6 separate regions of the Homo sapiens genome follow, and all the other regions are linked to region 1. A link is a contact called in ENCODE Hi-C or POLR2A ChIA-PET data. All regions are on one chromosome and are shown on one strand. Each heading gives the region's core, a stretch centred on a gene start or an enhancer-like site at or near the end of the contact. The rest is flanking DNA. Distances are from core to core; before and after follow the strand shown. Region 1 holds the start of HJURP (Holliday junction recognition protein). Region 2 holds the start of INPP5D (inositol polyphosphate-5-phosphatase D). Region 3 holds the start of ATG16L1 (autophagy related 16 like 1). Region 4 overlaps LINC01891 (long intergenic non-protein coding RNA 1891). Region 5 overlaps ATG16L1 (autophagy related 16 like 1). Region 6 has its middle 28 kb from the start of LINC01891.

Region 1 (4,578 bases), core at 1,066-3,565:
CAGAACAATAAGGGTTAATGCATGGACTTTGGCTGGCTCAGAAGGAGTTTGGCTAAAGCAAGTATGTTTTGGACTTCAATTAAAGACTTGAACTTGAGATTGAGAAATCTTTCCACTGAAGCTGCCCCCAAACTCCTAGGACAGAGGCAGATGCTTGGATTGTCAGTGAAGCCAGCAAAGGAAATCTTGGAATGGTTTCCCAGGAATAGAGAATAAGCCCTGGGAGACGCCAGTTTTGAAAACTGGTACTATCGTGCTTGTTAGAGAGTCATGGTGAGGCAGGAGAATAGGGAACTGGGGTAGCAAAGGGTTGAGGCATAAGCAAAGGAACAGCAGATGCAGCCAGTTCGCATAAGCAAGAGAACAGCAGGTGCAGCCAGTTTTAAGCAAGATTGGGCAGGACATAGGCTACATCTTCACTCCCGTGATAACAAGAAAGAAGTTTCCACTTCAGCCCCTGAATGACTGCAGGCCAAGTTTCCACTTTAGGCTCTGATTGGTCACAGGCCAATCCTTCATAGGGTGTAACCAATTGGAGGCCTCTAAAGGGTACCCAGGGGTGTTGCCAAGTTCTTTTGGCTTTATAAAAACCCTAATTGAAGAGGCTCTTGAGCTGCGGGCTCCAGTCCGCTCGCACTCTGTGAATTGTCTTCAATGAATCTGTGCTTTCCTTACTCCGTTCTCCTGTTGCTTTGTTTTTCGTTGCTTCATTCCTTTGTTACTTTGTGTGTTTTGTTCAATTCTTTGTTCAACACACCAAGAACCTGGACAACTCTATCTGGTAACAATGGAAGAGTCAATCATCCAAAACTCAAAAAGAAAAAAGAAAATCTTATTCAAGGTCTCAAGTCTCTAAATGGGCCCAGTTAGATGTTTGAAAAGTAAATTATGTGTGGGAAGCACAGAGTCCAAGGAAGAGCATGTTAAGTTTCTGAACACTCCTAAGGAAGGAGGAGGAAGACACCTCGGTCTGTTTGTGAAAATTGGAAAAGGTACAAGTTAAATGTGTAGATCCTGCAACTGGAGAAGACTCAGAGAGGATGTTTATATAGGGAGGAAGGGAAGGAAAGAAACAGGATTGGTAGGTTACCCCATCCAATTCCGTGGAATTGAGAGCTCGGAAGATAAAGTGGCCCAGGGTTTTCTTCCATCAGACTGAAATGATACAGCCTTCCTGTTCCCACCTGGATCAGTCACTGGTGCTGGGCCACCCTGGGGCAGCAGGACCTTGGGTGAGGGAGTTCTCTGCAACTGAATCATCCCAGAATAGGCTGACAACTGAAGGCCCCTGCCAACTGCCCTCCTAGCAGCTGTGGCATCTTAAGGGGAATCAGGCCAGCACATCTCTGTGTCCAGCACAACGCAACACGTTTTGTGGACACACACACTACATGAGCCCTGAAGTTCTTACCCTCCACCCACTCCCACCTAAATTTCCGCAGGACATCATGATAGAATTGCCGTGCAGGCTGAAAGGAGGTGAAGAGCCCCCTCTAAGGGACCTCCTGGTGCTCAGTAATGCTTTTATTTTCAATCACATACTATGGTAATCATATCAGCACAAGCACACAAATGTGGTTAAGTGATGAAGCTGAATGAAACTTTCCTAAGATGTCAATCATAAATTCCATCAACCATACTAAAGACTGATTTATCTTGCTCTTCTCTCTGGAGAAAATATTACAAGATTAATATCAATGAAGAAGCAGAATATGCAATCAGAAATACATAGGGAAAAAGCTGGGTTAATAGAAGTATTTTCCTGGATTTTGTGATGTGTATCGCATTTGTCAGCATCTTTAAATGTGTCATTCGTTGAGACTTATTTTTTCCTTCTAGATGAATATTCGCTATCCTGCCTCCTTTTGGGTTGGTAATTTGGGGTTGTCTTTCTTAGGCCCCTGCCCTGGAAACTGCGCCGGGATCCCAGGCGGAGGGGTGAGGAAGGCGGACCTCGCCCAGCGGCGACACCCAGAGCAAGTCACGCAGAAATCTCCAGGCCGCACTTATCTCCGGTGCACAGCGCGGGAGATGACACGCATCCCACCGGATCTCGCACAGCACCGCTGATGAATAAGCACACAGCTGTTTGTACAACTACCACCGGCCGTGGCGGCCGGAGACCCTCCCTCCCTTCCGCCGGACATTGGGGCGTGGCTGGAAACTCGGGAGTGGATTGGCCGGAAGGTGGGACGCAAATTTGTTTGAAAGGCCCAATCAGTGCCCGGCTTCTCCGCTCTAGCCAATAGAAAACCGAGAGGAAGGCAGGGAGGGCGGAGTCTCCTATTTGAGTTTGTGGCGCGCGAGGCCCTGCAGTCCGGGTTGGCGCTTGGGTACTGGCTGGGTCCGATGCTGGGTACGCTGCGCGCCATGGAGGGCGAGGACGTGGAAGACGACCAGCTGCTGCAGAAGCTCAGGGCCAGTCGCCGCCGCTTCCAGAGGCGCATGCAGCGGCTGATAGAGAAGGTGCGGCCCCCGCCGGTCCGCCGGGAGGGGAGGCCTGCGTGTCGGAGTGAGGCTGGGAGGGGACGTAGGACGGGAAGGGAAGGGGCTCTGAGGACTCGGAGCGGGGGTTGGGGAAGCGGGACTGGGGCTTGGATGCGGAGAGAAGGTGGAGGCGGAGCTGGGGGCTCCGGAGAGGGAAAAAGGAGGCAGCGCCGAAGGCTTCGGTGCGGGGACGGGGAGGAAAGACTGGGGCCTCCGGAACGGGGAGTGGGGAAGCAGGCCTGGGGCTCGGGTGCAGAGAGGAGGGTTTGGTGGGGCTGGGGGTGCTCCTGAGTGGGACGAGAGAGGCGGAGTTGGGGGCTCCGCTGCAGAGACCGCGTTTGGGGCGCCCCAGGCCAGACTAACGGCCTCTCACGGGCTGGCGCCGCCTCCTCCCGGGTCTGGGGCCCCTCGTGGCCCTGGAACCTGACAGGAAGCCCCTTCCTCCTCCGCAGTACAACCAGCCCTTCGAGGACACCCCGGTGGTGCAAATGGCCACGCTGACCTACGAGACGCCACAGGGTAAGGGTCTTCCCCACCTTCTGAGTATTCGGGTGAAGAGTGTGAATGGAGTAGTTGAAATGCTGTCCCTGCTCTCTTAAGAAGTAAACATTGTTCACCTAACTAATAGGAACCAAAACATTGGTGCCCTTAAACCTGTAAATTACTTGAATTACTTATTAGAACAATTCCTGAAGAGACATAGGTGCCTCCTGGCTCACATGCCTCCGGCTTACCGGGTTGGCATCCCCGCTGGCCACCTCCCCACCATGGCAGCGTGGGGCAGTTGCTTAGCTGGACTGGTCTCAGTGTCTTCATCTGTGAAATGGGAAGGATGATGACAATAATGTCTCCTGGGCGTGGGTGTTGTAACAGTCACGTACAATCCCTATGAAACTGTGAACAGTACCCCGCCCCGCACTGTGAATACTCACATTGACTATTGTTTGCCCTGTTTAACTTGGAGTAGTAACTGTCTTCCTTGAGGCTCCAAGTACTTGAATAGGGAGGAGAAGGCATTCCGTTTAATAGTTAATGTAAACGGACTGAAATCTTGTGGATTCTTTTTGGTAAATAGCTGGTGACACTTTGCACTGGCTGGGGTCAATTCCTCCCATATAGCTTTATAACTAACTCAGTATCACTTAATGAAAACAAACCTCAGAGCAAGTTCTATGTTGCATTAAACGGACACAGAAGGTTCACAAGATCTGCTCCTTGAGTTAAAAGAAATCCTACCTTTCTGCCTTTATAGCCAATCCAGACACATCTTGGGTGAAAAGTTTACACAGGCAGAAACTAAAATATTCCAGTGGCAGGTCTGCTACCCTTTGGTCTCTGTATAACATGTAGATTGCCCTTAGAAAGCATTCATTCAGTATATGGGATGTAGAGATTGCCTGCGAAAAGTGCTTACTCCCTCTATATGGTATATAGATTGCCCTCTATATATTTTAAGGACAGTCGCTGTCATATGTTCCTTGTTTTCATTTAACTTTTTGGGCTAATGATGTAATTTGATGAGCCGTTTTCTAGTAGGTAGGAGAGATTTCCATGAATGACGAATTTGCCTTAAAAACCTGAAACTTTACAAAGAGGAACAATCGCAGGGTATCAGAAACCTGGCTTGGTTTTAATATTGTACCTTTTTTTTGCCTGTCACTTTGGCATCTGGTGAACACAGATTGAGCAGAAGTTCAGCGTTCAGGATTATGTAAATGGTCATTTTTGTTTCTTTTCTTCAGGATTGAGAATTTGGGGTGGAAGACTAATAAAGGAAAGAAACGAAGGAGAGATCCAGGTATTTAGTGTCAAATTTTATTGCCAAATAACCTTGCTGTGGAGGAGTATTCATATGAATAAAGGTGTGGGTATGCCCAACCTCTGAGCTTACGCAGAGGCCACCACGGGGCACTTTTTCTCATGATTATACTCTTTCTGTTTTTAAGGATTTAGAAGCATTTCTTCTGTAGCTTGTCAAGTGCAAGGAGTCACTGTGTAATATTTGGCCTTTTTCATCACCCTGTGTTTCCTGTGTCACAGGCTGAGGGGCTCTGATAATACATGTGCAGAGGCTGGGCCAGTTGGGTAACC
Region 2 (4,578 bases), core at 851-3,350, 790 kb after region 1:
CTCTGCCCTCTGTCTACCTCCTGAAAAGCCAGGGCTGTTGCACCAGAGCTTCTCCAAGGCCTCTCCAGCTCTGACTCTGGCTCAGGCTAATCCTAGACGTTAAGATGCTCACGGCTCGGAGTCAGAGAGACCCACGCCCCATGTCTGTAACCTGAGCAACCACAAAGCAAGCCCTGGTCAAAGGGCTGTGTTGAAGGTTAATGAGATGGGGCCCTGGAAGCCCTCGGCTCAGCCAACACCAAACAGCCAGGACAAGATCCCACTGGGCCAGGAGAGAAATCCAAGTAACCCACATGGGCCAGGTGGAGTCAGACTGGGCTTGTGAGAGGCCTAAGAGAATCTTCCTGCTCCTTCTAAGGCCCCGGCAGCAGCAGGTCCCCACTGGGGAAGTCCAGGCAGCCTGGGCCTGCGTTCCTTCCCCTGAGGCATGAGAGAGGGGACACAGGAAACCAGTCTTTGGAGGTGGGGCTGCAGACTGTCAGCACAGGCCAGCGACCAGCTGCGAGCCTGGCTTGGTTTCCAGTGCCCCAGCTGACCCTGTAAACACTGTGGCTCCCCTTGCTTCTTTCTCCAGCCCTGCAAGGCTACATGCCTGCCCCGCTGGACTGGGAGCAGGAGAGGTTGGGCCACAGGCTGCTGGTCTCAGCTGCAGCCTCTGGGGGCAGATGGCCGTGGCTTTGACTGTTGTCACTCACTTAACCTGCCAGGGCCTCAGATTTCTCATCTGCAAAGTGGGGCTTTTAACAGGACCTTCACTTTAGGTTGTGGTGAGGATGAAATGGGCTAACAAATGCTTAGCACGACAGGTCCCAGCTGTGAGTCAGTATTCAAAACAGGTCTGGGTTCATCACCCAATTCCCCTCCTGCCTGGAGAAGCACAAGGCCCTGGCTGCTCGGGGGAACATTTCTGCCAGCCCAGGGATGCTACTTGAGATGTTCAGGTGGACACACATTTCCCTGACTACACTCCGGCACTGCCTGAGGCCCCGGCAAAATGATTAGACCAAGAGCTGCAGGGCAAGGCCCCCCTATGATTAGACCGAGAGCTGCAGGGCAAGGGCCTCCTTCAGACGCTGGACAGGAAGGGGGTTTTAGAAAGGAACCTTCAGCAAGTGGCTGGTTCCTCCATTGTTAGCACAGCTGGTACATTCAGTAACATCCCCAACCGGGCAGTGGGAGGAGTTGATGGTGACAGAGACCCAAATTGAGGGGGTGGGGGGTGGGCAGCGGTCACAGCCAAGTGCTCAGGAGAGAGAAGAGGCTGCTCGCTGGTGGTAATGGTGACTTCCTCTGCTCTCAGGCCCCTGAAAGCAGCTTCTGACTGAATGGAAAGTCCTTTCTTGATTAAACTCACCCCATATTCTTGGCTCGCCAAACAACAGCTTCCTCCAGGGGCCCGAAGCCTGGGTGCTCCAGGAAGGGTCCCCCTTGCCACCTTTGCTCTTCTCAGGGTTTCTGAGCTGGGCATCTTTGAGCTGATCTCTAACACACCCACCTCCACAGAGCCCTGAGCTTCCTCCTGGCTCCAAAAGCCCAAACTCCCTTCTCTCGGTCCCCAGACTCCAAGGAAGCCACAAGGTCCATACAGCTCATGGGAAGCTGGGGTGTAACATCAGGCCTCAGAGTGGTTCTGACAGCTCCAAGGCTGCAAAACCTGCCATGAGACCAGCTCTCTGAACTCCAAGGACAAGGTCCATGACAGGGTGGCGGGGAAGTGTGCATGTCAGATCACTCTGTCCTGTGACATAAGAACAACCCATCTCAAAGCTGGGCCCCCTCTAAGCCCCTCTGTCATATCTGTGCCCGGGGAGGGAGCAGGTTGTACTCACAGCACGCAGAGCGCGTATGCCCGGGAGATGGACTCGCTGGCACGCACGAGGAAGCTCCCGTCCTTGCCTGTCCTGGAAAGCAGCTCCTCCGCCTTGGAGCGGGTGATGTTGCCATGGTTCCAGCAGGGGACCATGGTGGGCGTGGGCCTCCTCGGCCGGGCCGGCAGGCACCCCCAGGACCCACACACCACCGAGGGGAGCGGAGGCCCCTCCACTGCAACCTGCCGCCCGTTGCCTCTTGGTGGCCTCGGCTGCTGCCACCAGCTTAACTGACTGACTTCCTGTTTCAGGCGCTCAGTGAGGGAAAGGAAACTGAGCTGCGGAGAACTTCCTCATTACAGAAACCAAGCAAGAGAGAGAGAGAGAAAGAGAGAGAGGGGGGGGCCCTGGCCGTCCACCGTCCCCTACACCCTGCCACGGCTGCCGCGGCTCTCTTGCCAGCCCTCTCCTTCCTGGCAACTGGTCGCAGCGTACAATTGAAGTGTCCAGTGGCAGCTGAAGTCCCCCTGGGTGGAATGACCGGCTCTGGAGACGTCAGGAGAGTTGTGGCCACTTCTGAAGAAGCATGGCCTAGCAGGCATGGGTGGGCCAGAGAAGTGGTTCTTCTGCGGCCGTGCTGACACCCACGTGGGATGCCATGCCCTAGACAGGCCCCCGAGCCTTCTGCTCTCCCTCAGGGCTTTTCAGCACCCACCCTGAACCTCCAAAACACCCAAGGGGGCACAGCTTCTCAACTGGGACTACGGCCTGCCCAGGACAGAGCAAACTTGAGGGGGAGGGGACAGTCGAGCCCCACCCCTCCCCTTTAGAGACTCCCAGCGGCCTGGGTGCTGGGAGACCTTGGCTGCCACCAGCCGAGGGCGCCAAGGTCCAAGTGATGGCTCTGTGACCCCATTACCCTCATTCCCAGGGGCGGGTGGGTGCTGCACGGGCAGCACAGCTCTGATCCCTGCAGTCCAGCTTGGAGACACACAAAGGGAGCTTGGAGGGGATGTGGGCCGTTTACAGCGGGAACATAGGCTGGGTTTTTCCCTGGGCTTCTCCAGGATGCTGGGGAAACAAGCTCGGAGAGGAGAACCCCAAAGCCCCACAGGGCAGGCTGGCCGCCTGGCCAAGGACAACACTGGGTGCTGAGTCCTGCGTCTCAGCAGTCGGGGTGGCCGGTCGGACTGCACCGCCTCCAAGACTGGGCATGGCCACATATGCCCACCACTCAAAGAGGAGCTGCCTCTCCAGGGACCGCCATCCAGGACCAGTCATTTCTGAGGGCTCTGCGGTGGACACCCATCCCTCAGCCCCCAGACCTGGGCACCTTCCGTCCTTGGGTCCGGCCCACCAAGGCCGAAGGGGCACGTGTTGACCCGCTGCACAAAGAGTGCCCCCACCATCCCACATCCAGGCCTTGGCCTCCAGGACATGACAACAGACTCCCTCCAGGAAGGGGCACCAGCCAGGCAGCGCCACCACATTCAAGCTGTGGGAACCTGGTCAAGTTTCTTCTCTCTCTCGGCCTTGGTTTCTTCTTGTCTAACTTGAAGGACGTAGCTCGTAAAAGAGCTCACATGTGCCCAGGGGCTCAACATGTGTCACACTGATGGTTGTCCCAGAACAGGGCCCCCAGCACCTCCCCGCTGAGCAACACACATGGCAGGCGAGTCTGTAGGGCAGACAAAGCACTCCCAGTCAAGGACCTCTGGCCAGGCTGGGAGCCAGGCGTGGGGATAGAGTGGTGATGGGAACTGGCCTCCATGCTCCGGCCCTTCCGCAGCACGCCACCTCTGCAGCAGCCCAGTGTGGAGGCCTCTCATTCCCCACCCACGCCTCCACTCAGCACCTGTCCACCCCCTCCTTATGGGGTCATCTCCTATGCTCCCATTGTGTACCTTCACACCCTTCTCACTTCCCTGCTGGCCTCCACCAACATCCATGAAGTCCTGGACCACGCCACCAGGAGGATCCATTTGCAATACTGGTCCCTTTACACCTCCACCCACTCATCTCTAGAGACCCCTACCATGCCAAGACTGCCCTACTTAGAGAGCTTCCCCCAAACCCCCAGCCCCCCACCTCTCACACCTCTATTCCCACGGTCCTTGCCATTCCACAGAGTGAGATCCCCTGGCACACACGCCACACGGGCACTCTTCCCTCATTTTTAAGGCCCATCCCAACTTTGCTTCCTTTTCCACCCAATTGCCTGATCTATCCAGCATGGTCAGCTGGCTTGTCCCCCACCCTTCTGCCCTCCACATTCAGGAAATCCCAGTATCTAGATCAGAGCTGCCCTTTTGGTGGGTGGATTTTTTTTTTTTGTAGGTCTCCAGTCAATATAAATAATTTTAACGTATTACAAAATTCACAAACTCATGTGAGGGATAGTGATTTATCAATGAAGACTTCAAATAATGGCTAGAGAGTGGCCAGGCACAGTGGCTAACACCTGTAATCCCAGCACTTTGGGAGGCTGAGGGGAGTGGATCACCTGAGGTCAGGAGTTTGAGACCAGCCTGGCCAACATGGTGAAACCCTGTCTCTACTAAAAAAAAAAAAAAAAAAAATCAGGTGGGTGTGGTACGTGCCTATAATCGCAGCTACAGCTACTTTGGAGGCTGAGCAGGATAATCACTTGAACCCAGGAGGCGAAGATTGCAGTGAGTCGAGATCGTGCCACTGCACTCCAGCCTGGGTGATAGAGCGACACAGTAAAAAAAAAAAAAAATTACTGTTCCAAATTTTATAGCATAAAGGT
Region 3 (4,578 bases), core at 1,358-3,857, 600 kb after region 1:
CCTGTCCTGGTCCCTCAGGCAGGTATTACTCGCTACTCTAGCACCCTTTAAAGCTATCTGCTCTCCACAAGTGACCTCTTATTCTGACTGTTCTACATGCTCCTGCCCCATCAAGATGCCATTTTCAAAGTGCAGGAAAACATTCCATTTGTGTCAAAGAGATAACGCTTTACAATTACAAGCTATTATACAGATGGCTTTGAAAGCACTTATATGCACAGCACTGTTTTTATGAAGTGGGCAGGGCAAGCTTCATCCCCATTTTATAGATGAGGCAAAACAGACTCAGAAAGTAAGTGAAAATGTTCAGTGAGGGGTGAGTCAAGCCTCCCACCCAATTTGACTTTCAAAGGATATTAGCTTTTAAAGCATAAGCACCTAATAAGCACCTAATGAACTGATTTATGTCATCTGTCAGGGAATCATGTTTTGAGGAAGAGGGACTTCTTGTGCTTCTGGCTTTCTGAAACAGCACTGTTCTTCAGGGCCTCCTAGAACAGCAAAGCATCCTCTTTCTTCTTAGTTTTGTTAAAACAATGGGTGCAGTGAAAGCAAAGAACCATTTGCTGGGGGAGCCAGTGAGAAAAGCAAATGCAAAAGTTAGTCATCAAGCCTAAGTTCAAATTCCAGTCCCGGCTGGTCACTGTGGCTCATGCCTGTAATCCTAGCACTTTGGGTGGCTGAGGCAGGTACATCACCTGAGGTCAGAAGTTCAAGATCCGCCTGGCCAACATGGTGAAACCCTGTCTCTACTAAAAATACAAAAATTAGCTGGGCGTGGCGGTGCTTGCCTATAGTTCCAGCTACTAGGGAGGCTGAGGCAGGAGGATCTCTTGAACCTGGGAGGTGGAGGTTGCAGTGAGCTGAGATCACGCCACTTGCACTCCAGCCTAGGTGACAGAGCAAGACTCTGTCTCCAAAAAAAAAAAAAAAAAAAAACAAAAAAACCCAGTCTCACCATTAACCTGCTGTGCAACCTCAGAAGTTACCTAATCTCTCTTGGCCTCAGTTCCATGTGTGAAAATGGCAATAACAGTTCCTGCTTCATACACAGAATTTTGGGAAAGATAAAATAACACATGCAAATACTTACCACAGTACTAAAATTTGTCTGCACAGTAGTCATTTGGGAAGCATCAAAAAACACTGATAACTTGGCATGCAGTTCTAGGCTTAATCTCACACAAACACAAACACACACACACTGATACTTGTGTACTGTGATACTTGTGATTTAGTTGGTCTGGGGTGTGGCTTGGGATTTGTAATTTTTTAAAGATCCATAGGTGATTCTAATGTGGAGCTAAGTTTGAGAACTACTGATTTTGCACAATCAGAATGCAATATAAGGTAGCAATTATTATTCTGAATATCATCAACAGCATAACTTGAGAAAGTCGTCAGGTTTACTTTCAGACGCAGATGGAACCACCTTAGGACCATTATAATTTAGGTAAAGGTACAAACATTTTTGTACCCTTAAGCTGCAAGCAGTAAGGGGAAAGAAAACCACCTCTTTCATACTGAAGATTTCAGTAACAGTAAAGGTTCTGTCCCGCCTAAAAGATATTACGATATTAACACCAAGGTGGGGCCGGGCTCGGTGGCTCACGCCTATAATCCCAGCACTTTGGGAGGCCGAGGTGGGAAGATCGTTTGAGCGCAGGAGTTGGAGACCAGCCTGGGAAACACAGTGAGACCTCGTTCCAAAAAATTTTTTTTTAAAAAAATTAGCCGACCGTGGTGAAGCGCGTCTGTAATCCCAGCTACTCGGGAGGCTTAGGTGGGAGGATCACTTGATCCTGGGAGTTTGAGACTGCAGTGAGCCGTGATCTCCGCCACTGCACTCCAGGCTCGGCGACACAGCAAGACCCTGATCCCCTATCCCGTTTCCCCGCAAAAAAAACCACCAAGGTGGAGTAAGGGAAGTAAGTTTGAGGAATCAAAGGCCACCCGTTCCAGTGCATTGAGAAGGCAATGTTAATTCTGCGACTGAAAGTCAACGACCGTTTCATTAACATGACCCCATAGATGGGATGTTTCTGGGACCTATTTAAGTGCATAAGCATTGTATGAGCTACTGGGATTTACAAATACAAACACGAACTGTGCCTCCCCACAAAGATCGTACAATTTAATAGGGAAAATCCTCCAAAGATAAAACGCAGGTTAGAAAAAACATTTAAAAGGCGTGCGGCGTCCCAAGCGCGGGTTACCCGGGGCGGCCGCCATGCGTGCGGGCGGCGCCAGGGACTCGGCCTCAGGTTCCCGCTGACGCCCCGCATGCCTCCGCGGGGCCCGCCCGCCCCACTCCCAGCCCGCACCGGCGCCGCTCACACTGCAGGATGATCTCCTCGAACGCCTGTCTCTGCAGCCGGTCCCGGCGCCTCAGTTGCTCCGAGATGTGGCGCTTCCAGCGGGGGAAGTCAGCGGCGCGGAGGCCCGACGACATGTCACTTGCTGCCCCGGCACCTCAGCGCCACCAATGCGAGCGAGGGCTGACGGCCGCAGCCTGCAGCATGAAGCAACCAGCAGAAGCGGGAATGCCGGCAATCCCGGAGCTCACCTCCACACACTGGCAGTCCCCGAGGCCATCCGGGACGGTCTTCCGGCTCATGCCGGAAATGATTTTCGAGAGGGCCGGAAGACCCGCCCCCTCACCCGAAGCACGGGCTCAGGAGCCGGTGCCTACGCAGGGCGCTCGCTAGTGACGCCAGCCTGTAGCCGGAAGCGTCAGCTGCAGAGAGGTGGCCGCTTGGGGGCGTCCGGGCCCTGCGCAAGGCCCAGCGCCGGGCGGGAAGGAGGCAGGAAAGGGGCCGTTTCCGCCTGACTGCTTACTTTTCTTTTGCTGCTTTTCAACCCTTTTCGTGTTTTTTTTCTTGGCCTGTCTCCCCCCACTTTTATTTTTAATCGCAGTTTAGGAACAAATGGGGTTCCCTCCATAGTAGCTCTGTGGCTGTGGATGAGTGACAGCCTACCTAAGCCTCAGTTGTCTCATCTGTAAATGGGGACAGTAATGATACCTACCTCAGAAGGTTGTCACGAATAGTAAAAAGAAAAACCCATGTAATGCAGTCAGCACTGTGCTTGGTACAGGGGAAACCTAAGTTTACAAAGACACCTGGTGTCTTCCCAAGGCCTACCCTGACAGCAGGAGCATTGCCATCTTGGACAACTGCCACCATTTTAAGTTCCCCTTGATTAAGAAACTGCCTAAATCCAACCCAAAAACATCAGCCTAATGGCTAATGTCAGCATAACCAGAAACATTCCAACCCTAAGATAAACCCACTTCCAACCAGAAACATGCCAACCCAGAGATAGCCTCCCCTCCGGCCAGAGACTTTCCAACCCTGCAATAAACTTTCCCTCATACAGAAACATTACGAACCTGCAATAAGCTCACCGCTTCGTAAACCCTTAAACACCCTTAGTGTGTAAGAGAAAACGCTCCTGACCAAAATCGACAAGAAGCCCCTCTCAGGTTTATTCTCCAAAATAAACCTGTCTTTGATTGTTAAGCTGCTTTTCGTGTTTCTTTCTTGTTTCTTAACTCTTACATACCTGAAGTCAGGGTGCGTTGGGAAGAGTGTCCCACTGAACTTGGAAACAGGTTTTGTGGTTTGTTTGGGGTTTTTGTTTTTGTTTGCAATGGAGAAGAGAACTGGAAACGGGAGCTAAGAAAGATGTGAATTGTGTATCAGAGTTTGTCTTCATTGTTAGAATCCTAGAAATTGTGGCCTGACAATAAATGGAGCCTTAGAAGGTAATCTGAGGCTGTAGATGTTGAAAGGGGGAGATGAAGACACACTGGCTCCTGAGAAAGTTGTGTCTGTGAACAAGCTCAGTAGAATGGAAAACCCAGTTCTGTAATAGAGTTGCTGGAGCTCCATCTGCCTTTAACAATTAGTGAATTTACTGCATGAAAATGGAGCCAGACAAAGTAGTTGGCCAAAAGAGGAAAGGAATATCAGAAACTACCTTCTCTTCCAGTGTGTCTCAAGTCCAGAGGAAGGTCCTTCAGAGACAGATAAGAAGAACTTAGGCTGAGGAGAGGAGGACAGTCAGGCTTCTAGCACTGTAGTTGAAGATGGTTCACTGGTAGTCAGTATTGAGTGGACCTGAAGTCGTTGGAAGGATCCAATGGGATCAGAAATAGAAGTGACTTCCTCACACGCTGAAGAAAATGAAAAAGTTCTGAAAGTGACCGAGAATGCCTTCAAATGCAGCAGTGGCACCACCCTTAAAAGACCATTACACCAAATCTTGACAGTTGAGCATGTTAATTTCCCACATTTATGATTAAAATATGTTTCCAAGGTTGGGCATGGTGGCTCACACCTGTAATCCCAACACTTTGGGAGGCCAAGGTGAGAGGATCACTTGAGCTCAGGAATTTGAGACCAACCAGCCTGGGCAACATGACACAACCTGTCTCTACAACAATACAAAAAATTAGTTGAGTGTGGTGGCGTGTGCCTGTAATCCTAGCTACTGGGATGGGGCTGAGGTGGGAGCATCGCTCGAGCCTAGGAGGTCAAGGCTGCAGTGAGCTGTGATAGCACCACTGTGTTCCAG
Region 4 (4,578 bases), core at 539-3,038, 590 kb before region 1:
CTTCGGGAAGGCTGCTGTTTCAGAAAAACTTAACAGGTTTTTGAAAAGAAGAATTCCAACCCCCTGAACTCCCACCCTCTTGTGCACACAACTGGAAGAATGGCACACCCAGATCTGATGGTGATAACTTTTATTTGCAAAGAGATGGGTTAGGAACGGCCAGCGGTTGGGGGCAGATTGGAGATGGGAGGAGAGCTCATCAAAGGGCTTCAGTTAGTTGTAGGTAAACAGGCCTTGTCCCCTGACACTGTTCTTTTCCTTGCAACCCATCAAAAGATGTATCTGAATGGTGACTGGACCCAGGGGTGCTGGGGCGAGGGTGTCAGGAAGCCGCTTTCAGGAATCAGCCATCCTACTGCTCTTCCTGTAAGGATTTCTGTTGCTCTTTAAATCAGTAAGTGGAGACTAGGGCATTCTAATGTTGCAAACATTAAACAGTCAAGCTACCACTTAAATTTTCTGCTGCAAAAGAAATTTCAACCACTGACTAGTTAAGGGGAAGGATCTCCCCTACCCTATAATTCCCATGGCTAAAACGCTTGACATTTCTTATTTCAGACTGGAAGATTCTGTAGGCTGTCCGATTTAGGTAAATGGCGCTGTCTTTGGCTTTCGTTATGATGCTCAGAAGTGAGAGCTGCTGCAGTTTGACCCCCTCTCCCTGGCTGTGGGCTTTGCTGTGACACAAGGTAAAGTGAGGAGTCAGTGCTGCCCTGGGACCCAGCCCAAGCATATGGCTACACTGTGGCTTAGTGTCCGGGGGCTGCTTTAACAAATGACCGCAAACTGGGTGTCTTCAAACAACAGAAGCTCTTCTCCTGGAGTTCTGAAGGCCAGAAGTCCAAAATCAAGGTGTGGGCAGGCTAGGTTCCTTCCAAAAGCTCTGGGAGAATGTTCCGGCTCTCTCCTGGCTTCTGGCAGTGCCAGGATTCCTTGGCTGTCTTTGGTTCCTAGATGCTGCACTCCAGTCTCTGTCTCCGTGGTCACATGGTATCCTCTCCGTGCCTCCCTGCGGCTTCATGTGGTCTTCTTATAAGGACACCAGTCACTGGATTTAGGACCCACCCTAAATCCAGGAGGACTTCATCTATGAGAATGGCATACACAAAGAGCCTATTTCCAAATAAGTTCACATTCTGAGGTTCTGGGTGGACAGGTATTTGTTAGGACACTATTTAGCCTAGTCCATCCTCATTCTTCTACTCCAAGATGAAATTTTCCTAAACTTCTAATAGCTATTTTTATCACTGCAGATTTTATTACCTTGACAAAAAAAAAACAAAAAAAACTCCGCTAAACTTTTCACTGCTTTTGAAAAGCATTGCCTGTGGCTCAGGGAGAAAGCTAGAAGAACATGAAGCAAGCAGCTGCATGACACGTCCACGGGACAGGCCTGGGCATGGAGCGAGGGCTCCAGAGACAGGAGGGAAGGGAGAGCTGACCTCGCCTGCCTTCGGTGGAAGGAGGAGGTGGGAGGCACACAGGGAGTGCCCGGGAGCCAGGTAGGCCTGGACTTGGATCCTGGGGGGTGTGAGGAGACCGAGGCAACCAGAAGGCGTCTCAGAGACAAGACCAAGGGCAAACTACGTGGAAGCTCTCAAGGCCATGTGCCGCCAGGAGCGTCACCTTCCCAGGAGCGTCACTAGACTCTGCTCTGCAGGGCTTTGGTTTAGTGCAGGGGCAGAGGGCTGGGTGGAGACAGGAAGCTTCAGAGCCACTCCACACCCACAAGGCCAGCCTCACTTCCTCACTCCTGACCCGTAGCTTGAGGCTGCCGGATCATCAGCCCTTCTGGGCCAGCAGTGTGTCTTGCTCTGCCTTTGCAGCTGCGTAAAGAGCGTGAGAAGCCACAGTAAATGGTAACTTAAACAGAAAGAGGAAGTCCCGGAAGATGGGCATGCTCTTTAAAGGAACATGAAGGAAGAGCCCACATAACCCCTGACAAAGACTCTCTCCTTGACCAAACTTTAGTCAGACTCCTCCAAGCCCTCAACCTTGGTCCCTGTCCTTGCTGGGCCTGCAAAGCTCAGTTTCAACAGGGATCCTGCTGTCAGTTTATTGAGAACCCTTGATCCTCGATATCAGATCACCCTGGCCTACCTTCAACAAGAATCCTTGTTGAAACCTGGATCAGTTTAGCAAGAAGCCCGACCCTGAAATCATCTTCATCTGGTGAAACCCCTCAACCTGCTGTAAATATCCCCTTGTTCTTTTTTTTTCTTAATTTTAATTTTATAATTTTTTTGGTAAGGAGTCTCACTCTGTGACTAGGCTGGAGTGCAATGGTCCAATCTTGGCTCACTGCAACTTCCACTTCTTAGGTTCAAGTGATTCTTCTGCCTCAGCCTCCCTAGTAGCTGGGACTACTACAAGCACCTGCCACCACCCCTGGCTAATTTTGTATTTTTGGTAGAGACGGTGTTTTGCCATGTTGGCCAGGCTGGTCTTGAACTCCTGACCTCAAGTGATCCGCCCGCCTCAGCCTCCCAAAGTGCTGGGATTACAGGTTTCAGCCACCATGTCTGGTGCCTTGTTCTTGTATTGGGAGTTGAGCCTGATCTCTCTGCCCTGTTGTGACACTGTGGACACCAATTGCAATTGTCCTGAATAAAGTCTTACCATTTTAGAAAGTATCGACCGGGCGCGGTGGCTCATGCCTGTAATCCCAGCACTCTGGAAGGCCAAGGTGGGCGGATCACCTGAGGTCAGAAGTTCAAGACCAGCCTGGCCATGGTGAAACCCCATCTCTACTAAAAATACAAAAAATTAGCCGGGCGTGGTGGTGCGCACCTGTAATCTCAGCTACTTGGGAGGCTGAGGAGGCAGGAGAATTGCTTGAACCTGGGAGGTGGAGGTTGCAGTGAGCCAGGATCATGCCATTGCACTCCAGCCTGGGCAACAAGGGCAAAACTCCGTCTTGAAAAAATAAAAAATAAAAAATAAAAGTATCAGAATAATTTTTTGTTTTACACCCTCCCCAGCCCCACCCCCTGTCAGGGAACATTTAAGTACAGAACTTAGAACTCCATACTAGACAAGCCTTCTCTTCCGTATAGAGAACTTCTGTCCTTGGCCACACTCTGGTGAGGTCTGTAAGTCCTGCCCCCGTTCCCGGACCCGCAGCCTTCTGTGGAAAGCCCCCACTCGTAGGTCGCCACAGCAGAAGCAATGGAGGAAGGAAGCCTGGCTGGCTGGTTCAGCACGTGGTCGACTGAGGTCTCATTTCCTTTTCATTTTCTTTCCAGTGCTCCTTTCAAAATCATATCTCTCTCCTTTAGAACACAACTTCTTTTTTTAACCCTAAGTCTAACGTGGAAAGAATTTGTTTAGTTTGCAGTGGTGCTGTGGCATGAACCTTCTGTGGGGTGATTCACATACCCCGGGCTGCTGACTTGCATGGGGCAGGGACAGGGAATGTTAGCTGGGGGAGCTTGCTTGCATGTTTTCATCGTAATGAGATGTAATAAAAAGGCAATATATCAGAATGTAAACTCTCAATATCAGTCTTTAATTCAGCAGTTTTTTTCTATAATAAAGTATATCCATGTTTGTTAACAGGAGGAGGTGGAAAAACATAAAGCACGTGCAAGTAAATGTTTAAATTACAGGTGAAACCACCTAGAGAAGCACTGCCCTAACATGCTTAAGGATGCTTGAGAAAGCCCTGAGCCTACAAAAAGGCGTAAGACCGTGGCAAGAATGAAGGAGTCAAGCAATGTGAAAAGCTCCTGAAGCCCAAGGTTCTCTTCCCCAGTTTTGAGTCATCTTAATATAGAGGACTGGGCTTGAGGACATTCCGTGAAATCTTGACTTACTGTGTTCTGTGTCTCAAAGCTCAATGTGAAGCAGATCTTACTTGCACTTCTAAAAGGAGGCATGTTGATGCAATGGAAAAAGATCTGATGCAGTAAGACTCAGAGCCCTAAGATTCTCTCTGTCACTAACTGCCACTACAAGCTTTTGTGAGGATGGAAAGGTCTTTGCAGGGTGCCTGTACACAGAAAGTGTCTCTGATAGGAAAGAACATGTTGTTGGAGCTTACCATTCTAGTGCAGCTTCCCTAACAGCAGCACCAGTGGGACCATCTGTCCAGATGCCCGGCCCTGTCCTTCTGAACATCCTAGATTCTTTGCACCCTCCAATCAATGTCCCATGAGTTGCTTTCCTGCTAAAGTTAGCCCAAGATGATTTCCCTTGCTTGCAACCTAAGAGTCTTGCCTTGGTCAGTTGCTGTATTTGCTCCCTGTGGCTGCTGTAACAAATCACCATCAACTTGGCAGCTAAAAAGCAACAAAACTTTCTTCTCTCACAGTCTGGAGGCCAAATATCCAAAATCAGTTTCACTGGGCCAAAATTAAGGTGTGGGTTGGGCAGGGCTCCCTCCTGATGATCTAGGGGAGAATGCATCCCTTGCTTCCTTCAGGTCCCGGGGGCTGCTGCATCCCTTGGCTTGTGACAACATCACTCCAATCTCTGCCTGTGTGGTCACGTCACCTTCTCCTCTCCAGTATGTGTTGACTCTCCTTCTGTCACTCTTTTATAAGGCCCTCTGTGATTACATTTAGGGAGTACCAGGCT
Region 5 (4,578 bases), core at 1,489-3,988, 580 kb after region 1:
TATTTAGAAGCATTTGAAGCCACCCGTGTTCTGCTTCCCTCCCATTAAGCAGAGGTGAACTGAGAAAGACTGGACACCTCTGTGGTGTGTTCGACGCTGGGTGTCCCAGAAAAGGGGTAAGGGGTTGGGTGCATCTGACTGCATTCTTTGTCATGTCCACAGATGTGCCTTCATATTGCTCCTCAAGCTGTCTTTTCCCTGGCCCAAACCTGCCTACTTACGTGGCTGCTCTGCTGATGGCTCGCACAGGAGAGGTCTCTTCTGTGTGATCAGAAGTTTCATCCACAATGACCTCAATGTCATCATCCCTGGAAAGAAAGGCAAGACATTCTTTGATTCTCCTGAACAGTTCTGTGATTAATCGGTTCCGCAAATGCTAATGTCATTTTCTAGTTAGATCCTAAACCACTTGGCTATGACAGCAATGCGTTAAAGATTCTTTGGAGAAAAAGGAAGAGCTGCCATGTTCTGAACAACACTACAATAAACATTTAACCTGTTCAAATCAAATCCAGAATTTCAACTGAGAATAAATTTAAAAGTGAGCTTTTGATCCTTTTAGGTATAAACACAGTTCCCACTTGAAGCAATAAAATATGATCTGTTGAGTCTATAACCACATAACCAGTGCCAAAGTAGGGCATTCCATCAACAGTCAGCATCACTGTTGAAGGGCTGCAGTACTCACCAAGCACAGTTCCCATGACACAAGGGCTGAGGGGTACCTAGGGTAGTTAGGGGCAGCAGCTATGGAATATAAAACAACAGTGTAGGGAGAATTCAGGGAAAGAAGGGATGGCTAAATGGGCCATGAAATCAACAGCCAACTTAACCCAGTTTCAAATATTACTTTAAAAAATAGAAAAGCAAAATTTAAACACTATGCATTTTTGACTCTGCGCATTTTATGCTTAAATACATAGTGTCTCTGACATTAGGAGAGCCCATCACACTTCAAATGACATAATCAAGTCATAGGACATGCTCCCTTTGTTGCTGTTTATCCCAGCGGATGCAAAGTACCTCTGGAATCCCCCTTCCTCATTTTTCTGGGCCACGTCTTTCCTACTTGGAGGAGGGCAAGTAATTATTTTGGTCTTAATGACCTCCTACTGAGATGCAACCTTCATGGAGAAGATAATTAAATGTAATAACCCAAGATTTCATCACCTACTGTTTGGATTCATAAGAACTTGACAGAAAGATTTTTCCTTTTCAATAAATAATTATCTGGATTAGGTAAATATATACTTAAGAACCTGTTACTAAGCAAGTTAAACCTGGTCAAAGTAAATTTATTTTCCTTAGCTATTTATTCCAGGACTATGTGTAATTATTGCACCACATTCTTGGCCAGGATGTAGAAGGGAATAAAAGGCAGGTCGAAAGAAAAAGGACAAGGCTGTGCTTTATTTTCTTGATTGGCTTTCCCAGGGATCTAGGTTTGCGAGAGTCACCTGTGCCCATACAAGGAAGAGAGGAGAACTGCAAAGACAGGAACTGCAAATATGAGCTGAGCCTTTGACAATGTCCTGTTGAAAATAGAATTTTATGGTTTTAAGTACTTGCAACTGTGCTTAGGCCCGGGACCACAAGAAAACACTAGCATTTGCTAAGTTATCAAAACCTTTCAAAGATGTATGTCCTCTGACCCAGAAACTCCTTAGGGAAGCATAGAGATTAAGGAGAGGCCTTAGGCCGGGCTCGGTGGCTCATGCCTGTAATTTCAGCACTTTGGGAGGCCAAGGCGGGCAGATCACCTGAAGTCAGGAGTTCGAGACCAGCCTGACCAACATGGAGAAACCCCATCTCTACTAAAAATACAAAATTAGCTGGGCGTGGTGGCGCATGCCTGTAATCCCAGCTACTTGGGAGGCTGAGGCAGGAGAGTCGCTTAAACCTGGGAGGCGGAGGTTGCAGTGAGCTGAGATTGCACCATTGCACTCCAGCCTGGGCCACAAGAGTGAAACTCCATCTCAAAATAAAATAAAATACAAAATAAAATAACAGGCTTTTACAGCCCTGTGTTTGCATCCTACCTCGGCCCCTTCCTGTATGATCTTGGGCAGGATGCTCAACCTGTCTAAATTATCCCAGTCAACCCGGTTATGCAAATGACACTTTTATAAGCTGTTATTCTGAAGAAACCAAATCTCATTTCCAGGTCAACTATTTATTTACTTTGTGGCTTGGGAAAATACAACTGAGATTAATCTTCCACATCTGAGAGTGCAGACACACACGTACCCTACATATCTAAAGCAAAGGCATGATATGGGAACCTTTGTTTCTTTGTAAATTAAGACGTTAGTTGGTGAATGACTCCTAGTTGAATTTAAACCCCTCCACTTACAGGGAAGCAACCAACATTTTAAAAAATAGTGGATCAAAACTCTAAAACTATATTCCAAAACACATTTCAATAGAAAAGAAACATCCTAGAGCGAAGGAAACTCTTTTCTACCACTATGAAAGCTTCAAATCTCAGAGAAGATACCCCACCTTAACTTGTAGGCAGATTAGGAAAAGCTCCAGAACTAGTTTGATTCCTTTTGTTCCAAGAGATCTTAGTTTTCGCTTAAGTTTCCACTTTAAGTTACAAACCAAAGGGAGCAAGGAGGGAAAAAACAAACAAAACAACAACAACAAAAACCCCACCGCATTACATGGCAGGCACAATTAAGAGGCAGAAAACTGATCGTTCAAAGTGTCAACAGGAAACAGTGAGGCAGTAACGGGTACTGAGTGCAGGAAGTTAGAATTCACATTCACAGCTGATGAACACAAACTTTTTGGAAGGTTATTTGGTGATGTTCCAAAAGCTTTGACCCATCAAATTTTATTTTCAATAATCTATCTCAAGTAAGTAATCAGAAATAGGGTCAAAGGCCGTATCAGTACATGATTTGTGAGAAATTAGAAGCCAGCAAAATACAATTAAAATGATATATGGATGTTAGTTCTGAGTGGTGGAAGAACTGTATGTTTTCATTTTCTTCCTTTAACATTTTTCTTTCTAAAATCTGTAAGATGATTTTACAGAAATAAAAACATTAGAAGCTATGATCACACCACTGCACTCCAGCCTGGGCAACAGAGCAAGACCCTGTCTCAAAAAAAACCAAACAAAAAAAAAAATAAAAACAAAACTTTTAAGAGAGCCAAATTTTCAGAAACACAGTTTTGATTCATTTATCTTTACTTACTGTTCGACTGGTAGAGGTTCCTTTGCTGCTTCTGCAAGCTCTTTCTGCAGCCGGGCTTGCCGCCTCCTGTTGGGAAAAAAAAAAAAAAAGCCCACCATTTATGTCTGCTTAAGAAAGCACGGGGTTTGGGCTCTCTAGAAGCCACCAGTTCTAATAACACATTCAGTGCATGTAAAATAACAACTACCCTGAGCAAAATACTCAAAAGTCACAAGCCCAAACTCATAACATCAGTAAGGCTCCCCTTTTAAAGGGTTTCAGAGTAAAGCCTAGAAGAGAGATAGGCCACATTATTAGAGAAAGCAGTGAACTGGCAAAGGAGGAGGCCTGCCTTCTGGGACCAAGGGTATCTTAGGATAGACACATGCCTCAGGCTCACTGAGGGTTAGTCATGGTTGTGACTTAAGTTTTCTGCAGCAAATAGTCTTACACGGGTTGAGCATCCATTACTCGAAATGTTTGGGACTACCAGTGTTTCAGATTTCGAATTTTCTCAGATTTTGAAGTTTTGCATAAACATGATATAAATCTTGAGGACAGGATCCAGGTCTAAATATGAAATTCAGTTGAAATTAATGGTAAATCGGAAATCTGAAGTGCTCCAATGAGTACTTCCTTTGAGTGTCATGTTGGCACTCAAGAAGTTTCAGATTCTGGAGCATTGTGGAGTTTGGGATATGGGATGCTCAACCTGCATTAACACACCCACAGCCTGATTACTAACAGTGAAGATTTACTTAGGACTTCCCCTTACCTGACATTGTTAATTACTTTACAGACTTTAACTCATTTAAGCCTTATAACAACCTTTTGAGGTAAATATCATTATTGCCATTTATAAATGAGGAAACTGAGGTATAGTGAGATTCTTGAAATGTCAAAGTTTACATAACATTAGTAACTTTAATTTACTAAAGCTTGACATAGAAGTCTTGGCTGTGACAAATTTTTAACATGGTCAAAGTCTCATCCACTAACTCCCCTTCTCAGAATCATTTTTGTCTCTCATTCAAGTCCTAAATTCAGAAACTCCCTAACTCCTAACCCTGACCTTACTCTCTCTTCTTTGATAAATTTCACTTCTAACTATGGCTATGCCTGCTAGGTGGAGGACCCCTAATGTAGAACTCTAGCAATGCTACTGAGCTGCAATCAAGAATTCTGCTGAAATTTCTCGTAAGTTTTTACCACGGTGGTAATTCTCAAAATGAAGGAAAGTCCTCTAGGCAGTATAGCAGAATCTTGGGAAGGGATGTGGGTATAGCTTAAAAAGTGCATTACACTCTTGATTTTATACCTGGAAGATGAAAAATAAGTTTTACAGGGCAAATTACCAAAAATACAATTTATCCAAATTGTCTTAGCTGGTAGA
Region 6 (4,578 bases), core at 996-3,495, 570 kb before region 1:
CAAGAATGTGGGGACCATCTGTGTCAGGCCAGAGTCTACAGTGACGGATGTTGTGATTTGTTGCTCCAGGAACGGGGCTGCATGTGGAAGCCCTTGCTGGTTTCTGTGTTGAGCGGTTTACTGCAAAGTTAGCTCTTACCTCCCATGCTCAAAGGCGATCGACCAGCTTGAAGTGGACTGATGACTATTTAACCTCTTAATAGACTTCAGACGGACAACGGGCTTTCCCTGAATACCTGGCACACGGGGAATATGCTGTGAAATTTGCTGAGTGAGTGAGTGGGCAAATGAAAACATGGTCTCCTTCTACTTCCAGTTTGAAAGGAAGTTAATCTAACTCGGGTGGTGTCCATGAGATGTGAGCATGCCTCTCTGTGCTTTCAAAAGTTCCACAAAACAGGTCAGGCACGGTGCTCACGCCTGTAATCCCAGCACTTTAGGAGGCCAAGGCGGGCGGATCACCTGAGTTCAGGAGTTCAAGACCAGCCTGGCCAACATGGCGAAACCCTGTTTGTACTAAAATTACAAAAATTAGCCGGGAGTGGTGGTGGGCGCCTGTAATCCCAGCTACTTGGGAGGCTGAGGCAGGAGAATCGCTTGAACCCGGGAGGCAGAGATTGCAGTGAGCCGAGATTGCGCCACTGCACTCCAGCTTGGGTGACGGAGCGAGACTCCGTCTCAAAAAACAGCAACAAAGAAACCTTCCACAAAACAAATCCTAAATTGGATTCTATGTCTCCAACAATAGGGAAATGATTAAGTAAATAACGGAAAGAGTTATACAACATTTTTTCAGGAATTTTTAGTGACAGTTAAAAACTTATTAAGTAAAAAAGTCAAGAAATAGATTTTAAATTACACTCTGATATCAAGTATGTAAAACACTTATGCTGAGAAAAAGACTGGATATAGCAGAAGGGTGGTCACCGATAAGGGGTGAGGCTTCCGGAGGATCGTGCGAAGTTTTCTGGGTACTTCCTGGTGTGACGCTGCATAGTGATGTGGTGAAAATGGCAAGTTCCTGGAGGGCTTGAGGTGGGTGGAAGTTTGCATTCTCAGGGAAATGCTTGGAATAGTCGTTGATTGGATGGTTCTCTACATTCTTCAGATTCCTCTGCAGAGTGCATTTCTTTCTCCCTCTCTCAAAGTGTGGATTAAATTGTTTTGAGCTGGTTTTGTCTGCAGCAATTAGTTATCTTAACTAAAGCTCATAAAAAAACAACAACAGAAAGGTAACATGAATGAAGGCCATGTCCTAAAGTTGTACAGGAAACAGACTAGGGAGCAGAGAAACGGGTGTGGGGCGGAGGGGAAAGGAAGGTGGGGGTGGAAGGTGGGGTGGAGGAGTCCAGCCTTCCCTTCCAGCAAACAGTAAGCAGCTTTGAGAAATGGGGAGGGGGCAAACTGATCTGAAATGAAGAGGATGGCCTCAAGGATGGCCCAGCTAGAGAGAGACCCACCATAAGTACTGCTCTAAAACCTTGGCCACTCCAGCTCTGGCCCCGCCATCAGCAACTGCTGGGTGTGTTAGAGACCCAGGCTCTCAAGCCCCAGCCCCAGGGCCCCAGAGCCTGCTTGTCAAAGGATTCTCCCTCGGTGAATTTGTGTGCATCAAATGAGTTTGATGCAACCCTTTCTGAGAGAGGGGGTTTCAGGCTCTGCCTGCCTGGAGGGTGAGAGGAAGTGGCAGCTCAGAAAAATCTAGAAGGGAGAGACGGGGGTCAGAGGATTTGCCGGACAGCCTGGCACCCAGAAGCAGCAGTGGCTGGCTCATGGTGCAACCCAGGGAGCCATGTGGACGATGGGGTCGATTGTTGACATCAGCACTGAGACGAACCCACCCAGCCTCATGTTAAACAATCAAATCTTAAATGATTGAGAGGTGCTTCACACTAATCTTGGCTCTTGAACAGTGGGGGCTGTTCCATAGGCTCAGTGTAATCAAGAATCATTCTTGCTCTGCTTCCGAGGGAGAAGGCGTTCACCTCTGCATTAATTTCAGCTGTGTGGGGAGACGTGCTCCCTGAATTTGGTTCCATCCTGAGTGGGAGGGTTGCTAGTCTCAGAAGCCTCTTCTAAGTTTCTCTTTTGACATCTGCTTTGGGCAACAACATGGCCACTGCTTCCTAGAGAAATGGGAAGAGAAACCCTCACAGTTCAGAGGGTGAGAGTGGCTGATCCCTCCCCCATCTGTTGACACTCCTGGAAACTTTTGGGGACTTCTGGGGATGGGGCAGAGGGGCCTATTGCAGAGGGTACATCTTCCCACAGGTTAGATGTTGACGCTCCAGCTGCCCCTGGCCACCGATGGCAGATGATTTCCTGAGCCAAGGATCCTTTCTTGGATTCTGGGTCTCCCTCACTTAGGAAGTAGAAGAGAAACTTTCATTTCCAAAGTGTTACTCTGCCATGAAATCCATCAATGTGGAGTGGCAGAACAGAGAGCTCAGCAGTTCCATTATCTGATGGAGCTCAGACAGTGCAGAAAAACAAAGTGTTTCCCTTCTCAGTGTGTGTGTGTGTGGCTTTTTTTTTTTGGGGGGGGGGTGGTCATTGTTAAACTGACACAAGGTGACCTGATAGGGGAAGGAAGATCTGTGATTCATTAACACTCTCTCCCTTCATCTTTGTAATCGTCATCATTTTCATTTCTTCCAGCAGTCTCAGGACCTGCCTCCAAAGGCAGGTCCTGAGGGTTCACAAGAAACCTAGAGCTGGGCGAGCTTGCTTCCCTCCTGCTGGGTTCAGCCCTAACTGCCTCTTCCTCAGCCCCGCCCTGCACACCTGCAGTTAGGGCACCGAGGCAGCCCTAACGCTTCTGAGGAAGTGGGTTTTGTGGGTAGGTGGAGTTCTATGTCCCAGAGGGTGAGGAACTGGGCACCACACCCATCCCTGTATGCAGTGGGTAGAGTGGCCTAGAGGGCCAAACCTGGGAGGAGGGTAGGGAGGACCCTCTCTGGCCCATCCTCTGCTTCTTCCCGCATGCCCCTGAGGGCTGCGTTGATGTCCTCATTTCCATATAACTCCAGTGACACAGAAGCTCCTTGTGAAGTGAGCTTTCCTGCCTAATTGAAAGACACCAGCAGAACATGACTCAGGGTGGCAGTCGTCCTGCCCTGGCACTAGGCAGGTCACCCAAACCTCCTTGTTCCTCCAGATGAAGATGCTAAAGCCTGGCCAGGTGAAAGAGGAAGAGGCAGGTCACCCAAACCTCCTCATTCCTCCAGAAGAAGATGCTAAATCCTGGCCAGGTGAAAGGGGAAACTCAACCCCAAGGAGTCAGGTCCAAAGGGACGGGTCCCCAGGGACTAACTGGGACAGGGGTCTGAAGGGACCACCAGCAGGTCAACCCACCCACCAGCCTCACCCGTGCTGTGTCCCCAGACATGAAGCCAAGAGAGCAAGTTCCCTAAATTCCCTTCCCACCTCTGCCACGACCAGCTGGGTCTTATAGTCACTCCCTGCCCGGCCTCATTCCCAATAAAACCCAACCACCAGGGGCCCCGCCACTGGCTACCACTTAGCTCGCTCTCACCCCCATCCCTGTGACCTCCCCCAGAATCTCCTATGGCTTTTCCCACCACCCTCCAACCATTACCAGTGAGGCTTGGGCCCAGGGTGTGTCCGGGCCTCTCTTGCCACCCACCACCCTTCATCTTTGTAGCCCGCTTTCCTGCAAGAGGGAATTCTCTCTTCCCATTACAACAGGGCCTGTGGCTTGAGCACCCAGGGTGCATGTGTACAGACTTGGGGAGCAGGGGCTCAGCTCCAGGCACTTCTAGGACCCTGGACCCTGAAATTTATATAGTGTTCCTTTATCTGGTAGCTCATGTCACTCATTAAGAGTTGTTCCATTTCTGGTGGGGTGCGGTGGTTCACGCCTGTCATCCCAGCACTTTGGGAAGCCGAGGCAGGCAGATCACCTGAGGTCAAGATGAGCCTGGCCAACATGGTGAAACCCATCTCTACAAAAATACAAAAATTAGCTGGGCATGATGGCAGGTGCCTGTAATCCCAGCTACTCAGGAGGCTGAGGCAGGAGAATCGCTTGAACCCGGGAGGCAGAGGTTGCAGTGAGCCGAGATCGCGCCATTGCACTGAGCAACATGACTAAGCAAGACTGTCTCAAAAAAAAAAAAAAAAAGAGTTGTTCCATTTCCTAATTTTGAAGGGTTTCATTTTACAAAGATTTGGAATGTGTATTTCTCCCAGAACAATAATTTCTTTTTATTTGTTGAAATGGTGTAAGCAGAAGTGTCATGCTAAATGTCTGTACATGGTTTCCATTCTCTTATGTAAACTCCATTTTTATAAATAGAGAATTCAATTTGATTCAACTTTAAACAGATGCTACAGTTAATTTTGAGCAATTGTTAATATGTGTGGGAACATGCTTTGAAAATAAGTCCGTGATCCCAATCTGTGCTCTGAGTGTTTTCATTGAATTGAGCACAGAAGTCCAATTCTGGAGAGATGAAAACACAACAAAGCCAAGATGATTTGAAACTGGCCTTATCTAAAGTTTTGTTCCTTTAAAAAATCAAAACGTCATTTATTTTCCTTCCACCCCAGCCCCCG

Evidence for each region. A loop is a pair of places that touch in the nucleus more often than their neighbours do. ChIA-PET counts read pairs that join two places held with the same protein, here RNA polymerase II (POLR2A). Pooled maps may share reads with other maps.
Region 2: a map of GM12878 shows a loop between it and region 1 (7-fold over the local background). The contact joins the promoter of INPP5D here to the promoter of HJURP in region 1. A Hi-C loop is called at or near these places in 1 of 168 maps with a recorded cell type or tissue (GM12878), 5 of 37 single-sample maps with no recorded cell type and 11 of 50 pooled maps. POLR2A ChIA-PET finds 5 or more read pairs at or near these places in 3 of 52 experiments (A549, OCI-LY7 and activated CD8-positive, alpha-beta memory T cell).
Region 3: a pooled map shows a loop between it and region 1 (8-fold over the local background). The contact joins the promoter of ATG16L1 here to the promoter of HJURP in region 1. A Hi-C loop is called at or near these places in 1 of 168 maps with a recorded cell type or tissue (colonic mucosa), 3 of 37 single-sample maps with no recorded cell type and 17 of 50 pooled maps. POLR2A ChIA-PET finds 5 or more read pairs at or near these places in 2 of 52 experiments (CD8-positive, alpha-beta T cell and activated naive CD8-positive, alpha-beta T cell).
Region 4: a loop to region 1 is called in a pooled map, with 5 times the contacts of the local background. The contact joins the enhancer-like site here to the promoter of HJURP in region 1. A Hi-C loop is called at or near these places in 4 of 50 pooled maps. POLR2A ChIA-PET finds 5 or more read pairs at or near these places in 2 of 52 experiments (activated CD4-positive, alpha-beta T cell and activated naive CD4-positive, alpha-beta T cell).
Region 5: a loop to region 1 is called in a map of CD4-positive, alpha-beta T cell, with 4 times the contacts of the local background. The contact joins the enhancer-like site here to the promoter of HJURP in region 1. A Hi-C loop is called at or near these places in 2 of 168 maps with a recorded cell type or tissue (CD4-positive, alpha-beta T cell and colonic mucosa), 1 of 37 single-sample maps with no recorded cell type and 9 of 50 pooled maps. POLR2A ChIA-PET finds 5 or more read pairs at or near these places in 1 of 52 experiments (activated naive CD8-positive, alpha-beta T cell).
Region 6: a loop to region 1 is called in a map of endothelial cell of umbilical vein, with 4 times the contacts of the local background. The contact joins the enhancer-like site here to the promoter of HJURP in region 1. A Hi-C loop is called at or near these places in 1 of 168 maps with a recorded cell type or tissue (endothelial cell of umbilical vein) and 5 of 50 pooled maps. POLR2A ChIA-PET finds 5 or more read pairs at or near these places in 7 of 52 experiments (BJ, OCI-LY7, PC-9 and 4 more).

The regions. Positions count from the first base shown.
Region 1 is chr2:233,852,272-233,856,849 of GRCh38, reverse strand. HJURP (Holliday junction recognition protein) reads left to right here and starts at 2,315. Exons shown (of 9, transcript NM_018410.5): 1 at 2,315-2,466; 2 at 2,940-3,006; 3 at 4,230-4,285. The coding sequence starts at 2,350. RefSeq lists a silencer at 2,114-2,373 and an enhancer at 1,441-2,433.
Region 2 is chr2:233,057,864-233,062,441 of GRCh38, reverse strand. INPP5D (inositol polyphosphate-5-phosphatase D) reads right to left here and starts at 2,100. Exons shown (of 27, transcript NM_001017915.3): 1 at 1,830-2,100. The coding sequence starts at 1,963. RefSeq lists enhancers at 1-369, 1,456-1,545, 2,146-2,425 and a silencer at 1,866-1,945.
Region 3 is chr2:233,249,702-233,254,279 of GRCh38, reverse strand. ATG16L1 (autophagy related 16 like 1) reads right to left here and starts at 2,607. Exons shown (of 18, transcript NM_030803.7): 1 at 2,338-2,607. The coding sequence starts at 2,452. RefSeq lists an enhancer at 2,320-3,019.
Region 4 is chr2:234,443,766-234,448,343 of GRCh38, reverse strand. LINC01891 (long intergenic non-protein coding RNA 1891) reads left to right here. Exons shown (of 3, transcript NR_146988.1): 3 at 3,609-3,754. Among named protein-coding and RNA genes, the nearest start is that of LINC01891, 8.5 kb to the left of the region's middle. RefSeq lists an enhancer at 1,918-1,967. Within about 2 kb of position 1,788, at least 24 of the 41 ENCODE cell types and tissues checked have a DNase peak (open chromatin) inside an H3K27ac peak, as active enhancers do.
Region 5 is chr2:233,268,696-233,273,273 of GRCh38, reverse strand. It overlaps ATG16L1 (autophagy related 16 like 1), which reads right to left. Exons shown (of 18, transcript NM_030803.7): 6 at 3,207-3,272; 7 at 222-308. Among named protein-coding and RNA genes, the nearest start is that of ATG16L1, 19 kb to the right of the region's middle. Within about 2 kb of position 2,738, at least 6 of the 41 ENCODE cell types and tissues checked have a DNase peak (open chromatin) inside an H3K27ac peak, as active enhancers do; they include CD4-positive, alpha-beta T cell, where a contact is called at or near this core.
Region 6 is chr2:234,424,343-234,428,920 of GRCh38, reverse strand. No RefSeq gene overlaps it. Among named protein-coding and RNA genes, the nearest start is that of LINC01891, 28 kb to the left of the region's middle. RefSeq lists enhancers at 44-615, 265-1,464. Within about 2 kb of position 2,245, at least 13 of the 41 ENCODE cell types and tissues checked have a DNase peak (open chromatin) inside an H3K27ac peak, as active enhancers do; they include OCI-LY7, PC-9 and endothelial cell of umbilical vein, where a contact is called at or near this core.